2 separate regions of the Homo sapiens genome follow, and region 1 is linked to region 2. The links are chromatin contacts, found by Hi-C or POLR2A ChIA-PET in ENCODE. All regions are on one chromosome and are shown on one strand. Each heading gives the region's core, a stretch centred on a gene start or an enhancer-like site at or near the end of the contact. The rest is flanking DNA. Distances are from core to core; before and after follow the strand shown.

Region 1 (5,469 bases), core at 2,761-5,260, 41 kb after region 2:
GCGCAGGTGTGAGTGAGGGAATAGTCGGGCTGGGCTGGAGCAGGAGTGTGGGTAGAGAATAGCTGGTACTAAATTTGCAAAGACAAGATTGCAGCGATGATGCCAGAACTGTATTTGTAGCAGGAGAGAGATGTGGTCAGTGTTGTGCTTTGTTGGAGGTAGGCTGGAATGGCTCAGGTGGGAGAGACTGGAGGTAGTGAAACTAGATGCTAGAGCCATGCCCTGGAGCCCATCTTCACTCTTGGAGGGTCGCCACCACCTCTGTTAGCTGGAGTGGTCCTTGCCCACCATCACTGAAAAATGCAGGTAATGCCACCCATCCCAGGGAGACTGGCATACCCTAGGGACAGAGAGAGTCATGTTGCTGTTCTGAGGCAGCTATGGCCCATCTGTCGTTTTGGGCTTTCGCCTGTTGCCACGTCTTAAAGCCTTGCCATTCTCTAAATAGTGATCATGTTCACCTCCTGAGATCAATGAGATGACTGCAAAGTGCTAGGAGTTGCTCAGGCAGAAGGAATTCACAAACTCTTGGAGCACATTACTGTTATCTTTGTTTCTATTTAACCAAGGACACACCAGAGAGAAAAGGCATGACATCACCAAAGCAATCTCCCATTGGCTGTCCATTTCCCAAGGGGTGGGTTTTCTTTCCAGTTTTTTACTTCTCCTAAGTATTACATGCAGCACAGAGGCAAGTCCTGTCACTTCAGGGTTTCCAGATTCAGTGCCTCTGATGTCATTAGGTTATGGCAAGAGAGTGAGATAACACAACGATGTAAATTTTAGTTGACAGAATTGATGTACCTTAGAGTAAGATGCTCTGAGCTTCATGTTTACTCCTTTCAGGCTGATTTCAATGCTGCATTACTACATTAATTCATAATGCAGAATGCATGAGGGACAAGGATAATAAAATTATGACACTAGCTTTTCTACTTAGTATCCTATAAAATGCGATGCAAATGAATTGGTTCTGTCGGTGCATTTTATCACAAACCTTCAACATACAGTTCCTGCAAGGATTCCAGGTGCTTGTGAGTCTTGGTTGCCATCCTAGTTTTTAACATTTGCCTCATTTCTTGAAGGTTAATAACTGAACTGATTTATTTAAAATTCTTATACAATTATGTTGTAGAAAAGGAGGAAATCGTCACAACTGCTTTTCTCTAGACTTGAATTTGATGTTCCTTTTGGATGAGAAGCAGAGCTAAAAACGAATACCTCATTTTTTTGGCAGTTAAAAAGCAACATAATTCGAAAGTGGAGTTTCATTTAATCCATCAAACAATCCCAACCATTTGATGGAAAAAATGTAAATAATAAAATTTCAAAGGGATTTTATTTTAAAATAGCCACTGGGCATGTACAGTAATAAAATTTTTAATGGCCATTTTATTTTTCATTTCTGAGTTCATTTTTAGTGAAATTACTTGGTGATGAACAGAAGCAGAGTGATAGCCTGAGAGACAAAACTCATTGGTTTCTGAAATAATAAAAAGCATTATCCTCTGGCAATATAGAACATTTCTCTCAGCAGCCTCGCCCAATCTCCTGCACATTCCCTCAGGGCGGGTGGTGGGAGCATTACCTCACCTGCTGCCTCAGCCTGGTCTTCTAGATATGGGGTGAGGAAGCCTTGGGAGGCACCAACACTTTTCTGAGGACACACAGCCACTGAATCAAGTAAAACCAGAGCCTCCAGACTTTTGGGAAGAGCTCTGCACCATACATGGCTCTCCCTAGAGAGTTGTACGCCAAGCAACTTCACGTTTTTCAGTCATTGGAGATATGGAGGCTTCAGGGAAATGAGATCTCCTAAGGCCTCCTAGCATCACAACTTGCAAGGATCTGCCCCAGGATGTGTGTTTTTCTCACTCACACTAGTCTTCATGGAACACAGACCAAACTGCAATAATGTCCACAGGAACTCAATAAAATCGTGTTTTATGTATAGGCTCAGTGACATGTGCTTGCAATCCTTCGGGAGGCCAAGGCGGGAGGATCACTTGAGCCCAGGAGTTCAAGACCAGCCTGGGCAACATAGTGAGACCCTATCTCTAAAAAAATTTTTTTTTTGTAATAAAATAGTGTTTTGTGAAGGGCTTTTCTTTTTCCAGCCAGAGTTTGAATTGATATTTACATCTGAATGTGAAGAGCTAATATGGTATTGGGTTAAAAGCCCAGGCTTTGGAGTTCTACTGGGTTGGGCTTCTCAAGTCAACACTTATCAGCTGTGCGGTCTTGACGATGAAAATTCTCTGAACTTCAATTTACTTTCCTGCAAAATTGGGATAATAAATCTACTTCATAATCTTGGTGTGTGGATTAAATGAGAGAGAGTGTGTGTGTGTGTGTGTGTGTGTGATGTTTAGCACAGTGCCTGGCACATAGTAAATATTCAAAGAAATTAAATTGCTTCTTATTAACACTACTATTGTAAATTTGACCGATTATTGAAAAGCTCTGGATTGCTGAATCCTTTCCTTTCTGCAAAATAACCCAAATAGTGTGTATCTGAGGGAGTTGGGGGTAAAGAAAGAAATACTTCTGGTCTCCACTTAAAGAGTCCCTCTCTTTGCTTGGGTTCTTGGAGACTGGGTGAAGGCTGGAATAATCCCACTGGTGTCCCCAGCTCTGCTCTAAGCAAGCCATGGGTTTCCCTCAGGTGGAGAGCATGGAGGCCTGCAGAGGAACAGGAACAGAGGATCTCTTCCAAAAGGTTTTGACTGCTGCTTCTATTTCCCTACAATTTCTGTCTTTTGCTAGAATTGAAAATAGTCTACTGGGCTATCATTATAGACAGAACATTTTCAATCCTTAATACAATTTTTTCTTGCACAGTAGGATGGGTAGAATGAACAATAATGTATTGTATATTTCAAAATATCTACAAGAGAGGTTTTTGAATGTTCTCATAACATAGAAATGATAAAAGTTTAAAGTTATGGATATGCTAATTACCCTGATTTGGCCGCTACGTAATTTATGCATGTGTTGAAACATCATGTTGTACCCCATAAATATGTACAATGATTACATATCAATGAAAAATTTAAAAAAAGACAAAAGACTTTCTAAAAAAAGTATCCCAGCTGGAGACAGTGGAGACTCAGAGATTCTGGAAAGTAAAGTTAGGTGGTAGCCTCCTCCCATCAATCTATTCACAACTATTGATATATCTGAGAGGTAAGAAGCCTTCTGAGGAAGAGAGGAACCTGCTGTCAGTGAGGCAGACTCAAGTAGAACGGCTGCAAGAGGGCTGTTTCCAGAACTGCTTCCCACCCAGGCAGCACGACTTCATGCCTGGGGGAGAAAAAAAAGGGCTTTGTGCCTAAATTGAAAGAGCTTGTGACTAAGGCTTGTGACATCTGAGGCTCAAGAGACCTTTCGTTGTCAACCCTCCAACTGGGAGTAGCCAGGGAGTGTTCTTACTTCACAAGGGAGATGAGGCTTGTCTCCTAGGTGGAGTTTCAGAGTAGTCCCAGCTCCACAGGCGTCAGATGTGAGATACAGCCCTGTGGGCACCCAGGTGGACAAGTGACTCCAGGTGGGCAGAGAGGCCACTAGAGGCCATCAGCTTGGACAGGCTTCTCTGGGGTGGGGGCTGAGTCCCTTCTTGGCCAGGCATGCAAGTTTAGGGACACTATAAATACAGTACACACCCTGAGGATTCCCAAATACACTTAAGGGAGGGGGATTTTGAAGTCAAGCTGGTGGAGGCTGTGAGTCATAGAGATTTGGATATTAATATTGATGCAATTGCATTTGTGGTCACAGATGAGTGAAGCCTGAGATATTTTGGCTGCAGAGACACAAAAACAATTTCCACAAAACATATTTATTCTTCAGGATTTAGCACTCAGTTCTCTAATTTAACCATTCATTATCATTCACTAAAAACCTCCCAAACAGCTCAAGATTTAAGTTGTCTCTTCTGGATGTCCATTTGGTGGAAAACCCACCCAGTCATCTCATGCTGCTTCTCCCTCACTCAGTGACAAAGCCCTCTGTTTGGATGTTTAAGCTAGATTGATTGATTTGTCAGATGTTTGTTTTTTTGTAACAGGCTTTCAGGCAAGCCAGTGGAATTTGGGGAGTTTTTCACTTGTCAAATTGTTGTCTTGGTTCCTGAAGTGATTATACTATGCTCTGGTAATCATTTAAAACCTTTTAAAACAGTTTCCCTGATTGATTTTCCTCACACAGCCCCCGCTGCTGTTAAGGACAAGACTTTTACCGCAGGAACTAAAAATTAGGAAAATGGTGTGACTCCAGGCAACAGCAGCTCAGGACTCAGTCATAACAGTCTCTCCTGACCCCATGTGGGGCTGAAACATGTGCCTTTCTTTCCCTTCTGAGTTGTAGACATAGAACATGGAACCAAGGAAAAGCTATGCTGATAAAAATGGTAACGACACGCTTTGAAAATATGCTTCATTATAACATAAGGGTATTAGTGATGATTTTAAGCAGATGTCACTGCCTTTCCCACATCATAAGAGGGGAGTGACATGAAAAGTGCACAATCTTGTTACAGGAAACTGCATAGGAAATTTCAACTTTTACTTGAATGCCCAGTTCTGAAAATTTGCTACTGTGAGTTGATCACTCCTTTCTCCTTAAAGCAGTTCCCTCCCTTGCCTTCTAGGACCTCACACTCTGCTGTTTTGCCTCCTCTCTCCCCGGCTGCTCCTTCTCAGTCTCTTGGCTGGGTCCTCTGAATCCTGGTGTGCCCCAGGGCTCAGTCCCTGATGTTTTTCTCCTCTGTCCACACTCCTCCCCTGGTTGAGACCATGGGTCCGTGGCTTTAGATGCTGTCCACATCTGGGAACCTTCGTATTTCCATCTCCAACCCATACTTCTGTCCCAAGCTTCAGGCTTATTCACCCAGCTGCCCACTCATCAGCTCCACTGGATGTCAGACAAGCATCTCAACCCTGACATGTCCAGCACCGAGCTCCTGGACTTCTCTCCCAAACTGGCATTCTTCTCCATCTCAGTTAATGGCAAGTTCATCTTTACAGTTGCTCAGATTAAAATAAGAGTCACTGTAGTGAGTTGAATCATGGCTCACAAAAAGGTATGTCCACATCCTAACGCCAGGCCCTGAGAATGTGACCTGATTTGGAAAAAGGATCTTTTTTTTTTGAGACGGAGTCTCACTGTCACCCAGGCTGGAGTGCAATGGTGCGATCTCAGCTCACTGCAACCTCTGCCTCCCAGGTTCAAGCAATTCTCCTGCCTCAGCTTCCCAAGTAGCTGGGATTATAGGCAACTGCCACCACATCTGGCTAATTTTTGTATTTTTAGTAGAGACTGGGTTTTGCCATGTTGGCCATGGCTGGTCTTGAACTCCTGATCTCAGGTGACCCACTTGCCTTGGCCTCCCAAAGTGCTGGGATTTCAGGCATAAGCCACTGCTCCCAGCCTTTATTTTTAAATAATCCCAAATTTCAAGAGGGCCAATTG
Region 2 (5,407 bases), core at 588-3,087:
GGATGTGGTTTAACATGGAGAACAGTACCAGCAATTAAGGGTTTGTATTTAATTTTTACAAGTAAAAGTAAACGTTGAAGAAAGAGAGCAAGCCCTAACAATCTGAGATCATTTTTCCTTTATCTTTCACAACATGGAGGCACAAGAAGTCAACAACTTTTAACTTCTCAGAAGGCTCCCTGTGGATCAACTCAATCAATGTATCTGGGCCTCACTCCAGTAAGCCCCAACATTGGCTTTATTTATTAGAGAGATAAATAGCTCTGTGAGTTCACAACATGGTGAAAATTTTCTTAACAAAAACCACAGTCTTTAATTGGCTTCGAAGTTAGATGAAGAAATAAGTTTTAATATTGGCATTACATTGGATACTTTTCAAGAGTTCAGAAATATTAGTCTGCTTAATCTCCCCTTAAGATCTCAGAAGCACTGCAAAGGGAGTTATGTTTATGAAAACATTAAAACTGATTTTTCCCTAGTGTAACAATAACCATGTATCCTTATGCATTTGTAGTGTCGCCACTTTTTTTCTTTATCCTTCGTCAGAACTTGTGTTTATACAAATCAGACAGAAACCAGATTCAACCAACAGCTAAAAATTATTTACTCACATGCTTAGTTTAAAACATTCTGGTATCATACCACACCACACTGAAAAACATCACGACGTACTGTATGGAGTGGAACCAAATAAATACGCTAAAGAGTATTTTCCAGTATTCGCTGTTACAAAATCATAACATCCTATGATACAAACAACGAGATTGTATAACGTCCCCACATCGTTTTTTCAGAACTAACAAAAAAAAAAAAAAAAAGGTGGAGAAACTCAGCAAAACAAAGTGGCGAGAAAAGTCGGGGGAGGGGCGGTAGAAGAGAAGGGGCGGAGAAACACGACACTGAGGCGGTGATATCACCCACAGCCAACGGCATGGAATTCAGAAAGTTAAGTGTCACCCAGCAATCTCGGTGCGGACTCGCGGCGCGCCTGCACAGCGTGGCGGCTGCATCCCAGCCAAGCAGGAAGGGGGAGGGGGAGGCCTGACTGAGTTCGCTCGGGGGCAGCTGAGGGGAGGGCTGCCCGCCTCCCGGACGGCGCACGTTCGAGTCCCGGGTCGGGAGACTTGTCCGTCGCCCGACAATGATTTCATCTTTTCGGAAGAGCTGCCGCCTGGGCCGCGGCTGCCACGTGCCTGGTCTGGCCCCGTGCGCTGCGCCGGGGGACCTACCCGGACGGGGCCGCGGCCGCCGCGGGGCGCAGAGGCAGCAGAAGGGAAGGGCTGGCGGCCGGGAGGGGATCGGGGTGGCCAAAACTGGGCTAGGGGATTGCTCCGCGGAGTCCGCCGGCCTCAAGGGGCTGCCCTGCGGAGTGCACCCACCCTCCGCGCCCAAAGGCGGAAAGGCCAGAGCGCGGGGCAGGTTTCGCAACTCCGAGGGTGGATGCAGGCTGTGGCCGGGCGGGATGGAGCGGCCGTGCGTTTCCAGCGCCCCCGGCCTGGCGGAGCCCCATTCTCGGCCTGCGCCCCGCCGCGCAGTGCGCGCTCCCGGCGGCGTGACCGTGGCTGTCGGGCCCCCGCCCGAGCCGGGCAACCGGCCACCCGTGTAGGGGACAGTGGCGGCCGCGGGGCCCGGCGCCGCGCTGTTCGCAGCCCGCCACTCCTTCCGCGCTCCAGGCCCTCTGCGCCTCCTCCCCCGGCCCCGGAGAAATGCTTGTACCTTCCACCGCCTCCTCCACCATCTCGTCGTCGCTATCCATGGCGGCTGGGGACACTGCCCAGCTCGGGGCTGCGCGGCTGCCTCCCGTCCCTCTGGGTGCTCCCGGCGGCTGAGCGAGCTCTGGGGCTCGCGAGTTTGGAGGAGGAGGAGGAAGAGGAGGAGCAGTCGGGGCTGGCTCGCACTGCCTCCCCCTACAGCCCTTTCAATTCCTTGGCCTTCAGCTGCTGCGGCAGCAGCCGTCGTCCCCCCTCCCTTCGCCCACTTGCCCCTCGCCTCGGAGGCTCCGGTGTGCCGCCTTGGCCGCTGCCGCTGCTGCAACTTTCTCCTGTAATACCCTCTCTTTGTTATCGAGCAGCTGATCCGCTGACATCACCCAGCGCCGGTGCGCTCCCTCCCTCGCTGATTGACAGTTCCCTGTCCCTTTCCAGAAGTAAGGCTCCTTAAAACGAAAGGCGCTCCGGGGCCGCGCGTATTCCGCGTCCCAGCCAACCCGCCTCCGGCCCGTCAGCGTTTCTCTTTTGCTTAGGTGCGGCTTGGCGCGCCCCGAGCGCTCAACGCGGTCCTGGGCGCTGCGGGCTTCTCGCGGACACTTGGACCGCCCGTAGGGGCTCCGAGCTCCCGACCTCCCGTTGTGCCGGGAGCAACTTGAAAGTCCGTCGTGCACTGTCCGTGTTCCCTCGAGACAACCTCCAAAGTGCCAGGGAAGCTAAGGAAGCGTTTCTGACGCTCTGGCGCCTGGACTTCCTCTCACCCTCGCCCCCACATCACCCCGTCGCCACCGGGAGCTGCACGAGTGCGACACGCAAGGGAGCGCAGGTGTCCTCGCGGTCCCGCATCACATCCGCAAGCCGATTTCCCCAGCTCGGGGGCTGTTATCTGGCCCGGATTCCGCAGGATGGCGGGTCCACCCCAGCGCCCCCACTCCCCGCCCTCCTTCGGGTCGCCAGGCCCTCGGGTGATTCAGAAATTCATCAAATCCAAATGGCAGCGGGCTCTCTGTCAGGCAGGAAACAAGCCGCACCGAAGGCTCGGCAGGTTCCTCCTTGCTGCTGTGGTAATGGAAAAGGAGCCGCCGAGTGGAGCTAACGAGGAAGGAAGGACCCTCCGTCTGGCGCGCCTCTTTCCCGCGCCTCCCGCCCTGTACGTGTGATGTCCCCAGCTGTCTCTCTGTTTCTCCAAGTGCCAACCACTTCACAGATTCAGGCGTCCTCAAGTGGAGAAAACCATTGGGCACCCGGCTTCCGGCCCGGCCACTTAGTGTCGTTATGGCGCTGCCTCTTACAGGTGGCGGTAAAGGGCGACTGTAAATAGCCGATTAAACAGATGTAAATGTACACAATGTACCGTGGAATTACCGGGTGCCGCTCTGGGCACCCGCCAAGAACAGCTACTGCATGGAGGGGAGGAGGGAGCAAAAAAAAAGTAATTCCATTTTGTTTTCTGATCAATGAATGAGACTTTGGGGATTTCAAAATACTTCCAGCGCCCAGGAGACTACTCCTTGCTTTTGGCTCTGTGCTTAAATGGTAGATATTTTTGTCAAGTATTGCCGGCTTGTTTCTTAAAGTCAGCTTTTCCTCTATGAAAAAGAGAACAATGCTAGGGACATTAGCCCCACACACTTCCAGGAATTTCAGCCCCTTTGACTGTTTTAGAAAGGGGAGGGTCCTGGACCAGAAGTTAGGAGACTTGAGTCCTGGTGCTGCTCACCTGCAGAGGTGTCTTGGGAGCCCAGCCAGCCAGCCTGAATTCCTCCAGATTAGAGGCTTAGTCTACATTGACATAAGGTCCTTGGGGCTTAGGCTAGAGCACTCTGAGGTTCTTTGGCTCAAGCAAGACACCCTCTAGCTTAGTCTATACCTCTCTGAAGTCTCTTGGCTTAGGTTTGACCTCCTTAAAGTCCTCCAGTGCAGATACTGGGAGTCCAAGGCTAAACAGAGAAGGTGTACGTGCAGTGGAAGATGAAAGAGCCACTTTAGGTTACATCATTTTCAAACATGAACCACAGAAACAGGATTTTATATCTGATTTTTAAAAAGCCATCATTTACTGAGCTCGGTCACTCACTGGTTTTGAATTATATGATATTTTTTCTCATTTAACCTTTTTACATATCACCCCCTCCCTTGCATATTATACTGGTGCACTAAAACATACCAGATACTCGTCTTCCCCAGTTTCCAGTTGATTTTCAGGGTGAAAAACAATGCTGAAAGCTGAAGGAAGCAGCAAAAAGACTTTATTCTCTTACTCAAAGGCAGTGAGGCAGGGCTGGGAGGCTGGAAGAAATCTCTCAAGACGTACAGAAGACACAGTTTCATGGTGGGTGGGTACGTGTGGGAGTGAAGGAGAGGGGAGGAATCATGTTGCAAGTGTCCAACTGTCCCCTTGGTGCTGTGAGGTTTTCCCAGCCTGTACTAAGCACCCAAACTGTCAAGCGCTCCCTTTCTACCTACTACCTTGAGAACACCTGAAACCCTGCCTACGGCACCCCCCAACCCCGGCCCCCGCCGTCGGTGAAGCAGGGGTCCTCTGGACCTACAAGAGGCAGGGACAGGAAGGGAGCAGGGTCTTTCTAGCAAAGTCAGTAGTGATGCGGGGTCAAACTACAGAGAACCTTCACCAGATCTGCACATGAGGCAGGCAGCAGCAGGGACACAGTCCCATCCCTCTTCCCCCACCATTCATTCCTGCTGGCTCTGGGCCCAAAGCTGGGGCAAAATGTTTTTATGACTCTCTTAAGATCCACTTGTATCTTTACAAATCATGTTGTGTATGTTTCGAGTCTCCTTCTCTAGACGGACTGATTCTTATTTATGGTCCTAGAACACAACACAGTGCCTGGTACAGAATGTGGGTTAAGCATTGTCAGCAATGATTTTGCAGATAGGAATATTCTGTTTTATATAAACAGTGCTGAGGCTTTCTCACAGACTGGATTCTCCTCCTATGTTTTGGCAAAGTGCTTTGTTTCAGTTCAAATCTGAAGAGCATTTTTGAGTTGTTCTACTTTCCCACATCGACTGGCCCCAAATCTGCTTCCATCGCATTCTTTCCCACAGTTTTCTTCATTGAGAGCTGATTTCATAAACTCTCTTTCTACTTGGCTTTCCACCAGTTTCCCCTGTCGTACTCTGTCCCCACCAATGTGGTCATGGGCTAGAAAATCAATAAAACTCTTAATCACAAACAATGTGCAGCAGCAACAGCAGCAGCAGAAGTAGTGTGGCTCAGCTCCTAACTTGGCAGATCCCAGTGAGACAGAACAAGCTCTACCAGGGAGGAACGGGACCGCACAGGACATCCAACATCTAGGCTGGGTGAGACTTGCTTTCATGTTCACACTGAGAGTGACTTTTTTTTCCCTGTCTTTGGTCTTGAATCAGGAGGAGGGGTGACTTTTCTAAGCTGCTCTGGCTTAGTTTCCATTGCCTCCAAGGCTATATTCCTTCTCTTCATACCCAGCTTGGGAAACATAATTCCCTCTTCCATTGCAGCAAGCAGTCAAAATACTGAGTTAATTTTATTCATTCTACCACCCCTGTCTTTCCCTGGAGAAGGCTGGTGCTTACATACAAGACTGATATAACTTTTGCAATAAATATATTTTTACAAGCTTCTTGTATTTTATGCACCTTCCTACATTTAGGGGAAACAATTCTGTCAATTCGCTGCTATGCATGCTAAGCGA

Evidence for each region. A loop is a pair of places that touch in the nucleus more often than their neighbours do. ChIA-PET counts read pairs that join two places held with the same protein, here RNA polymerase II (POLR2A). Pooled maps may share reads with other maps.
Region 1: a map of PC-3 shows a loop between it and region 2 (5-fold over the local background). The contact joins the enhancer-like site here to the promoter of SETD7 in region 2. A Hi-C loop is called at or near these places in 8 of 168 maps with a recorded cell type or tissue (CD4-positive, alpha-beta memory T cell, Caco-2, MCF 10A and 4 more) and 10 of 50 pooled maps. POLR2A ChIA-PET finds 5 or more read pairs at or near these places in 15 of 52 experiments (A549, A673, AG04450 and 11 more).

What each region holds. Positions count from the first base shown.
Region 1 is chr4:139,592,786-139,598,254 of GRCh38, forward strand. LOC105377622 (a long non-coding RNA gene) reads right to left here. Exons shown (of 6, transcript NR_171655.1): 6 at 3,823-5,469. Among named protein-coding and RNA genes, the nearest start is that of QKILA, 28 kb to the right of the region's middle. Within about 2 kb of position 4,011, at least 3 of the 41 ENCODE cell types and tissues checked have a DNase peak (open chromatin) inside an H3K27ac peak, as active enhancers do; they include PC-3 and PC-9, where a contact is called at or near this core.
Region 2 is chr4:139,554,382-139,559,788 of GRCh38, forward strand. SETD7 (SET domain containing 7, histone lysine methyltransferase) reads right to left here and starts at 1,838. Exons shown (of 8, transcript NM_030648.4): 1 at 1,717-1,838. The coding sequence starts at 1,756. RefSeq lists silencers at 1,146-1,335, 1,466-1,635, 1,696-1,755, 1,976-2,085 and an enhancer at 2,826-2,995.